Regions from separate parts of the Homo sapiens genome. Here region 1 is linked to region 2. A link is an interaction called in ENCODE POLR2A ChIA-PET data of the cell type or tissue named here. Cell type or tissue: GM12878. All regions are shown on one strand. Region 1 overlaps AGRN (agrin). Region 2 overlaps TTLL10 (tubulin tyrosine ligase like 10).

Region 1 (5,000 bases), 160 kb after region 2:
GGGAGTTCCAGAGGATCGGGCGGATGCGGACGGGAGAGCGCCGCACAAAAGGGAACGCCGGGCAGGCGGGGCCGGGGGTGCTCGGCTGGGGCTGGGGCTGGGGCTGGGCCCGGGGCCGGGAGCGCTGGGGCTGGGGCTGGGCCGGGACTGGGGCTGGGGTGGCTGAGGCTGGGGCCGAGGGTGGGCCTGAAGGTGTTGGGACTGGGGGTGGGACTGGGGCTGGGCCTGGGGGCGCTGAGGCTGAAGCTGGGGCCGGGGGTGGGACTGGGGGCGCTGGGGCTGGGCCGGGGGTGGGACTGAGGCTGCGGGCGTTCAACTGGGATTGAGTCGAGGGCAGCGGTGGGGCTGGGCCGGGGGAGCAGGGGTCGCGCCGGGCAGCGTCGCGTGCTGGAGCGGAGGCGGGTGCGGCCGGGGCAGGTCGCGGGAGGAGGAAGCGCCTGGGGAGCAGGAGCTGGGCCGGGCGGGTCCGCGCCCCGCACCCGCGGGGGTGAATCGGAGTCGCCGCAGGGGGCTCGGGGGGCCGCGTGCGACCGCGTGTGCGCGTCGTCGTGCGTGTGCCCGCGAGTGTCTGCGCCCGCGGCCCCGCCCTGGCGGGGCGTAGGTGGGGGAGGGCCCCAGGTGCGGCGCGAGCTGGAGGGTGGAGTGAGGTGAGCGGCCCAGAAATCGCCTCGCCCACTTTCCCCTGGGGATTGACAGTGGCTCCTCCAGTCGCCGGCGCCCCCGACTCCCGCGCGGGGCGGGGTCATGCAAATGAGCCCCATGCAAATTGCGGCGGGGACTCCCTGCGGGTCCGTGGGGCTGGAACGCCCCCAAGAGGCCGTTCCGGGAACGTCCGGGCCCTGACGTCACTGCGGCCCGGGGCGGGGAATGGGGGTCTGGGCCCATCTGGGACTCCTGACGCGTAGTCCGGCGTCCCCACACCCGCCCCCGTAGGTCGCCCCTCTCCCTGGCCGCTGCCCAGCCGGGGGATCCGGGGGTAAGGGAGGGGCCCGTCCGGTCCGGTGTGTGCACCATCCCCTAGAGTCCATGCCAGGCCCGACCACCCTGGAGGCCAGAATCTCTCGGCGACCGCACCTCAGCGCCCCCGCACACCCCTGGCCACCCGCAGCCTTTGGAAGGGACCCCTGCGCACCCATTACCCTGCCCTCTCCTCTGTCCCTGCAATGACCGACCCCATTCCCCAAGCCCCAGCTCCAGGAAAGCAAGGACCCGGCGCCAGGGCGCTTCTGCTCCGCCAGTCCCCTCCAGCACCGCGGACCAAGCCATCTGCCACACTCGGTCTCACCCACTCTGCAGACGACAGCTGCCGGCAGCCACCAGTGCCACCGCGTGGTCACACCCAGGCCTCACCTCAGTCCACCCCAGAGGACCCACTGCCCACACCTGCTGCCTTCCTGGAGTCCCCCAGCCGGGTGTCTGGGCCCCTCAACCCCATGGCCTCCATCTGGACTCTCCCCAACGCCTCCTTCCTTCCAGGTGCCCTGTCTCACCTCCTGGTCAGGCTCCTCCAAGGGCCCCAGCCAAATCCCACCAACCCCACCTTAGCTGGGAAGGTCCTGTCTTGCCAGCTCCCTCTCTTGGGACTCCTTTCCACCCCACAGCCAGGGACCAGCACCATGCCCCATCACCCAGACAGGAGGCCTCCACATCTCTACGGCCCTGGAACCTGGTGTTCCAATGAAACCCTGCAGGAAAATCCAAACTCAGCCAAGGGTTCTCACCCACCCCAAGCCACGTCCCATCCAGAGCAGCTGTCAAAGGAAGCACTTGGAGACCCACCCCTGCTGGCCTCACTCTCTCCTCAGGGGAGCTCCTACCCCAACCACCCCACCCTGCTGGACCTTGGCACTGTCCACACCAGGCTGACAGTGTTCCGGCGGTGCTGACTGTGGGTGCCCCGGGCAGGGTCTGACTTTTTATCTCCCCAGCGCAGGGTGTGACCCAGGGATGAGAAAACCCAGAACAGGACTTGCTGTGTGCAGAGGCAGGTGGTTCACATGCATTCCCCATTTCTCACCTCCCAGCTCTGAGTCCCAGGGGCAGTGCCAGGGTCAAACCCAGGCCGTGCTACCAGGTCACGCGCCAGCCCGCCTGCTGCCACCACCTTCAGCCATGGGATCTCTGGGCGGGCTCTGCAGGAGGAGGACAGGTACCACAATGTGGGAGGGGTGGGGGAGCCCCAGGTACGGGCTGGCAGAGGGGGCCTCAAACACTGCCTGGGAAGTTTGCCCCCACACAGAGAGACCCTGGGATCTGCCAGCAAAGGGGGCCCAACAAGCTGAAAGTCACGTGGGGGGCCTGGCTGCCCCAGGCCGACACTGGAATGAGGCTTAGGGCCCCTTGGGCTGGGCCAGGGGAAGGGGAACCAGGCAGGCAGCCTGGCCCCACCCAGCCCCAGTCAGTGTCTGAGCCCCCCACAGAGGCCCAGATGCCTTCAGAAAGACAAAGGGCCATTGAGGCCCCAGGCCCAGCCAGGGAGGGAGCTCAGGCGACATGAGCTATTTTGGGATCTTCAGACAAAATCATTCAGCCCTGACCAGCCCACGCAGGCTCATGTGCAGGAAAGAGTACTAGCCCCCTGGTCCCTGATCTCACACTCACAGCACCATGCACCGCACACACATACACACACATGCTGATCTCACACTCAGCACCATGCACTGCACACACACAGACATGCTGATACACTCACAGCACCATGCACTGCACACACACATGCTGATCTCACACTCAGCACCATGCACTGCACACACACAATCTCACACAGCACCATGCACTGCACACACACACATCTCACACAGCACCATGCACCGCACACACACACACACAATCACACTCACAGCACCATGCACTGCACACACACACATGCTGATACACTCACAGCACCATGCACTGCACACACACATGCTGATCTCACACTCAGCACCATGCACTGCACACACACACACATGCTGATCTCACACAGCACCATGCACTGCACACACACACACGCTGATCTCACAGCACCATGCACTGCACACACACACATGCTGATCTCACACAGCACCATGCACTGCACACACACACACGCTGATCTCACAGCACCATGCACTGCACACACACATGCTGATCTCACAGCACCATGCACTGCACACACACACACACACACATGCTGATCTCACAGCACCATGCGCTGCACACACACACACACACATGCTGATCTCACACAGCACCATGCACTGCACACACACACACTGATCTCACAGCACCATGCACTGCACACACACACATGCTGATCTCACACTCAGCACCATGCACTGCACACACACACACGCTGATCTCACAGCACCATGCACTGCACACACACATGCTGATCTCTCAGCACCATGCGCTGCACACACACACGCTGATCTCACACAGCACCATGCGCTGCACACACACGCTGATCTCACAGCACCATGCACTGCACACACACACATGCTGATCTCACACAGCACCATGCACTGCACACACACACACGCTGATCTCACAGCACCATGCACTGCACACACACACACACATGCTGATCTCACACAGCACCATGCGCTGCACACACACACGCTGATCTCACAGCACCATGCACTGCACACACACACATGCTGATCTCACACAGCACCATGCACTGCACACACACACACGCTGATCTCACAGCACCATGCACTGCACACACACACGCGCTGATCTCACAGCACCATGCACTGCACACACACATGCTGATCTCACAGCACCATGCACTGCACACACACACACACACATGCTGATCTCACAGCACCATGCACTGCACACACACACACACATGCTGATCTCACAGCACCAGGCACTGCACACACACACACATGCTGATCTCACACAGCACCATGCACTGCACACACACATGCTGATCTCACAGCACCATGCACTGCACACACACACACACATGCTGATCTCACACAGCACCATGCGCTGCACACACACACACATGCTGATCTCACACAGCACCATGCACTGCACACACACACACACTGATCTCACAGCACCATGCACTGCACACACACATGCTGATCTCACAGCACCATGCACTGCACACACACACACGCTGATCTCACACAGCACCATGCACTGCATACACACACACGATCTCACACTCACAGCACCATGCACTGCACACACACACGCTGATCTCACAGCACCATGCACTGCACACACACATGATCTCACAGCACCATGCACTGCACACACACACACACATGCTGATCTCACAGCACCATGCACTGCACACACACACACACATGCTGATCTCACAGCACCATGCACTGCACACACACACACGGCCACACAATGGGTATTCCTGGCCTGCCCAGCACCACCCCTGCTCCTTGACCCCCACTCTGCCCCATTCAGCCCCACTGCTGACCCCAGCCCCAGCCTCAATTCTCTCCCTCCACCTGCCCTCATAGACACGGGATGTCCCCCTCCCCCTACCTGCCTGCATAGACACTGATGTCCCCCCCACCTGCCTGCATAGACACTGATCCCCCCACCTGCCTGCATAGATATTGGGCATCCCCCATATCTTTGTGCAACATTAATTTTGTCCCTCAACCCCCACCCATACACTGGGAAGGCACGTTCTCCTCACCTCCCACCCATATGTTCCCGTGTGGACACAGGCACACTCTGGTTGGGCACCCGCAGGTACTTATCCTGCCCTCAGAAGGTGGGGGTTGGGGCCTGGAGTGGGTGGAGCACTGGGGCTCTCTGGCAATTGGCAGGCCCCAGAGGGGCTGGGGCTCGGTTCCTTCGGAAAGGGTGGCGTGGCTGTGGGCGCCCTTGGCCCACGAGGGGCTGGGGCTCGGTTCCTTGGGAGAGGGTGGCGTGGGTGTGGGCGCCCTTGGCCCACGAGGGGCTGGGGCTCGGTTCCTTGGGAGAGGGTGGCGTGGCTGTGGGCGCCCTTGGCCCACGAGGGGCTGGGGCTCGGTTCCTTCGGAAAGGGTGGCGTGGGT
Region 2 (5,000 bases):
CGCCCACGCTGGGAGGTTGTGGGTTGACGGGAATGAGGGCAAGGAACACCTGGCCCGCCCAGGGCGGAAAACCGCTGAAAGGCGTTCTTAAGCCACAAACAATAGCAGGAGCGATCTGTGTCTTAAGGGCGTGTTCCTGATGCAGTTAACTAGCCCAACCTATTCCTTTAATTTGGCCCATCCCTTCGTTTCCCGTAAGGGATACTTTTAGTTAACTGAATATCTATAGAAACAATGCTATGACTGGTTTGCTGTTACTAAATATGTGGGTAAATCTCTGTTCAGGGCTGTCAGCTCTGAAGGTTGTGAGGCCCCTGATTTCCCACTTCACACCTCTGTATTTCTCTGTGTGTGTCTTTAATTCCTCTAGCGCCGCCGGGTTAGGGTCTCCCCGACCGAGCTGGTCTCGGCACAGACATCTACAGAACACTACACCCAAAAACAGGATACACCTCCTTCTCCAGTGCACATGGATATTCTCCAGGATAGACCATATGCTGGGACATAAACAAGTTTCAAGTGTTTTTTGTTTTTGTTTTTTAATGATCCACTTAATGAATAGTAAGTTTGTTGTTTTTTTAAAGATGGGGTTTTGCTGTGTTGCCCAGGCTGGACTCAAACTCCTGGGCTTAAGCAATGTTTCCATCTCAGCCTCCTGAGTAGCTGGAATTACAGGTATGTGCCAACACACCAGCTCCAATAATTTTTCAATAATTTTTAAAGGGTTGAAATTATAAAGTATGTTCTCTGACACAATGGAATGAAATTAGAAGTCAATAACAGAAGGAAAATTGGAAAAATCACAAATATGTGGAAATTAAATAACAGGCCCTTAAGCAACCAATGGGTCAAAGAAAAGCTTACAAAGGAAATTTAAAATACTTTGCAGCTGAGCATCATGGCTCACGCCTATAATCCCAGCACTTTGGCAGGCGGATCACCTGAGGTCAGGAGTTCAAGACCAGCCTGGCCAACATGGTGAAACCCCCATCTCTACTAATAATACAAACAAAATTAGCCAGGCGTGGTGGCAGGTGCCTGTAATCCCAGCTACTCGGGAGGCTGAGGCAGGAGAATCGCTTGAACCCGGGAGGCAGAGGCTGCAGTGAGCTGAGATTGCGCCATTACACTCCAGCCTAGGTGACAAGAGCGAAACTCCATCTCAAATAAAATAAAAAATAAAAATAAAAATACTTTGAGACAAATGAAAATGAAGACAACACGCAAAATCTTATGGATGCAGCAAAAGTGGTGGTCAGAGGAAAATGTATAGCACTAAGCACCTACCTTAAGCAAGAAGAAAAAACTGAAATCATAACCTAACTTTTGACCTTAAGAAATTAGAAAAAGAGAGTTTGAGACCAGCCTTGCCAGCATGGTGAAACCCCATCTCCATTAGAAATACAAAAAAATTAGCTGGGAGTGGTGGCACGTGCCCTTAGTCCCAGCTACTCGGGAAGCTGAGGCAGGAGAATCATTTGAACCCGGGAGGCAGAGGTTGCAGTGAGCTGAAATCGTGCCACTGCACTCCAGCTTGGGCGACAGAGCAAGACTCCATCTCAAAAAAAAAAAAAATTAGTAAAAGAAGAGCAAACTAAACCCAAGGCAAGTAGTAAGAAGGAAATAATAAAGATAGAGTGGAAATAAATGGAATAGAAAACAGTAGAGAAAATCAGTGAAACCAGGAGTTGGTTCATTGAAAAGATCAACAAAATTGATAAGGACTTAGAGAAACTGACCAAAAAGAAAAAAAAAAAAAGGAGAGAAGAATCAAATTACTAAAATCAGGGGAGAAAGACTTTATATTGATTAAAAGGATGACAAGGGAATACTTTGTACACTAAACAAATTAGATAACCTAGAAGAAATGGACAAATTCTTTTTTTTTTTTTTTTGAGACGGGGTCTCGCTCTGTCCCCCAGGCTGGAGTGCAGTGGTGCGATCTCGGCTCACTGCAAGCTCCGCCTCCCGGGTTCACGCGATTCTCCTGCCTCAGCCTCCCGAGTAGCTGGGACTACAGGTGCCCGCCACCACGCCCAGCTAATTTTTTGTATTTTTAGTAGAGACGGGGTTTCACCGTGTTACCCGGGATGGTCTCGATCTCCTGACCTCATGATCCACCTTCCTCGGCCTCCCAAAGTGCTGGGATTATAGGCATGAGCCACCGTGCCTGGTGAAATGGACAAATTCTTAGCAAAATAAAGCAGACTAAAGATTAGAAAATCTGGATGGACCTATAACAAGTAAAGATTGCAGCAGTATTAGTAATAATAATAATAAACTTTCCCACAGAGGAAAACCCAGGTGGCTTTACTGGTGAATTATTTCAAACAAAGAATTAACAGCAATCCTTCACAAAGACTCCAAAAATAAAAGAGGAAAGAATGCATCCTAACATGCTATGAGGCCAGGGTTACCTTAATACCACCCAGGCAAAGACATTCGAGAAAAGAACACTACAGACCAGTATTGCTTATAAGCACAGACACAAAAATCCTCATTAAAATATTAGCAAACCAAATCCAACAGCATATTTAAATTTAAATGGTTCTATACCATCATCAAGCGGGGTTTGTCATATGAAAGTTAATCAGTGCGATACAACACATTAATAGAATGAAGGGGAAATAAGACACACTCATCTCAGTGGAGACAGAAAAAGCATTTGACAGATTTCAACATCCTTCTAGGATATTAACAAAAAACACTTAACCAATTAGGAACAGAAGGGAACTTCCTCAACCTGACGAGGGCATTTATGAGAAACCCACGGCCTTCCTCCTCAGATCAGGAACAAACAAGGATGACTGCTTTTGCTACTTCTATTCAACATTGTTCTGGAAGTAGCCGGCAATATGTAAGAAAAGAAATAAAATGCATATAAATTTGAAAGGAAGAGGTAAAGCTGTTTCTATTCCAGATGACATGATCCTTATATAAAAATCTTGAAGAGTGCACACACACACGGAGCTAATAAGTGAATTCAGGAAAGTTGAAGGATACAAGATCAACACACAAAAATCAGTTTTATTTTTATACACTAGCAATGGACAATCCAAAAAGGAAATTTAAAAAATAATTCTATTCACAAGTGTCAAAATAATAAAATACCTAGAATAATATTTACCGTAGGTGACAGACTTGTATGCTGAAAACTAGAAAACATTGCTGAAAGAAATGGAAGAAGACCTAGAAAAATGGAAAGACATCCTATATTCATGGATCGGAAGACTAAATATTGTTAAGATGCCACTGCTACGTGACTTACAGATTCAATGCAATGCCTATTAAAATTTCGATGAGGCTGGGTGTGGTGGCTCACACCTGTAATCCCAGCACTTTGAGATGCTGAGGTGGGCAGATCGCCTGAGGTCAGGAGTTCGAGATCAGCCTGGCCAACACAGTGAAACCTGGTCTCTGCTAAAAATACAAAAATTAGCCGAGCGTGGTGGTGGGTGCCTGTAATCCCAGCTACTAGGGAGGCTGAGGCAGGAGAATCGCTTGAACCTGGGAGGCGAGGCTGCAGTGAGCTGAGATTGCCCCACTGCACTCCAGCCTGGGCAACAGAATGAGACTCTGTCTCAAAAAAAAAAAAAAAAAATTTCATTGGACTTTTTCCCCAGAAATGGAAAAGCCAATCTTAAAATTCATATGGAATTGTGGAATTGTAAGGGGCCCCTGAATAGCCAAAATAATCTTGAAAAAGAACAATATTGAAAGACTCACATATCCCAATTTCAGGACTTACTACAAAGCTACAGCAATCAAAACCATGTGGTACTGGCATAAAGACAGACATATACACTAATGGAATGGAACTGAGAGTCCAAAAATAAACACTTGCAGCTCTGGTCAATTGGTTTTTGATACTATGCCAGGACCATTCCATGGGGGAAAGAATAGTCTCTTCAACAAATGGTGCTGGGATAACTGGATAGCCACATGCAAGAGAATGCTGTTGGATCCCTAACTCACACCATACACAAAAATTAACTGAAAATGGATCCAAGACCTAAATATAAGAGCTAAAACTATACCATTTTAGAAAGAAACATAAGTGTAATTTTCACTCTGCTGGATTTGGCAATTTTTTTTTTTTTTTGAGATGGAGTCTTGCTCCATCACCCAGGTTGGAGTGCAGCAGTGCGATCTCCACTCACTGCAACCTCTGCCTCCCGGGTTCAAGTGATTCGCTTGCCTCAGCATCTTGAGTAGCTGGGACTACAGGTGCACGCCACCACACCCAGCTAATTTTTGTATTTTTAGTAGAGATGGGGTTTCTCCACATTGGCCAGGCTGGTCTCAAACTCCTGACCTCAGGTGATCCACCTTCCTCAGCCTCCCAAAGTGCAATGGATTTTTATTTTTTTGTTTTTTGAGATGGAGTCTTGCTCTGTTGCCCAGGCTAGAGTGCAGTGGCACGATCTTGGCTCACAGCTACCTCCACCTCCCGGGTTCAAGCAATTCTTCTTTCTCAGCCTCCCAAGTAGCTGGGACTACAAGCACCCACCACCACGCCTGGCTAATTTTCATATTTTTAGTAGAGATGGGGTTTCACCATATTGGTCAGGCTGGTCTTGAACTCCTGACCTCAGGTGATCTAACAACCATGGCCTCCCAAAGTGCTGGGATTACAGGCGTGAGTCACCGCACCTGGCACAATGGATTTTTAGATATGATACTAAAAGCATGAGTAACCAAAGGAAAAAAATGGATAAACTGGATTTCATCAAAACTAAAAGCTTTTGTGGTCAAAGGACATTATCAAGAAAGTGAAAAGACAGCCACAATATTCCAGAAAAATATTGGCAAATCATATGTCTGATAAAGGCCTAGTGTTTAGAATATGTAAAGAACTTTTGGCCGGGCGCGGTGGCTCACACCTATAATCCCAGCACTTTGGGAGGCCGAGGCGGGCAGATCACGAGGTCAGGAGATCGAGACCATCCTGGCTAACACGGTGAAACCCTGTCTCTACTAAAAATACAAAGAATTAGCCG

What was found. Peaks named below come from ENCODE experiments on the same cell type or tissue, not always from the same donor. Only the 100,000 strongest peaks of a DNase experiment are listed, where the experiment ranks them.
Region 1: POLR2A ChIA-PET joins it to region 2 with 7 read pairs; 2 of 35 experiments call an interaction of 5 or more read pairs at or near these places.

Annotation. Positions count from the first base shown.
Region 1 is chr1:1,028,917-1,033,916 of GRCh38, reverse strand. All of the region lies in intron 2 of AGRN (agrin), which reads right to left. Among named protein-coding and RNA genes, the nearest start is that of AGRN, 11 kb to the right of the region's middle. RefSeq lists silencers at 360-669, 589-709, 690-829, 890-1,069 and enhancers at 583-1,452, 3,193-4,062. In GM12878, a CTCF peak has its summit at 802 (motif pointing left); DNase peaks (open chromatin) are centred at 696 and 2,569; H3K4me3 peaks cover 928 bases.
Region 2 is chr1:1,187,007-1,192,006 of GRCh38, reverse strand. The region is part of intron 13 of TTLL10 (tubulin tyrosine ligase like 10); the gene reads right to left. Among named protein-coding and RNA genes, the nearest start is that of TTLL10-AS1, 10 kb to the right of the region's middle. RefSeq lists a silencer at 12-212. In GM12878, no CTCF peak of the experiment used is centred here; no DNase peak of the experiment used is centred here.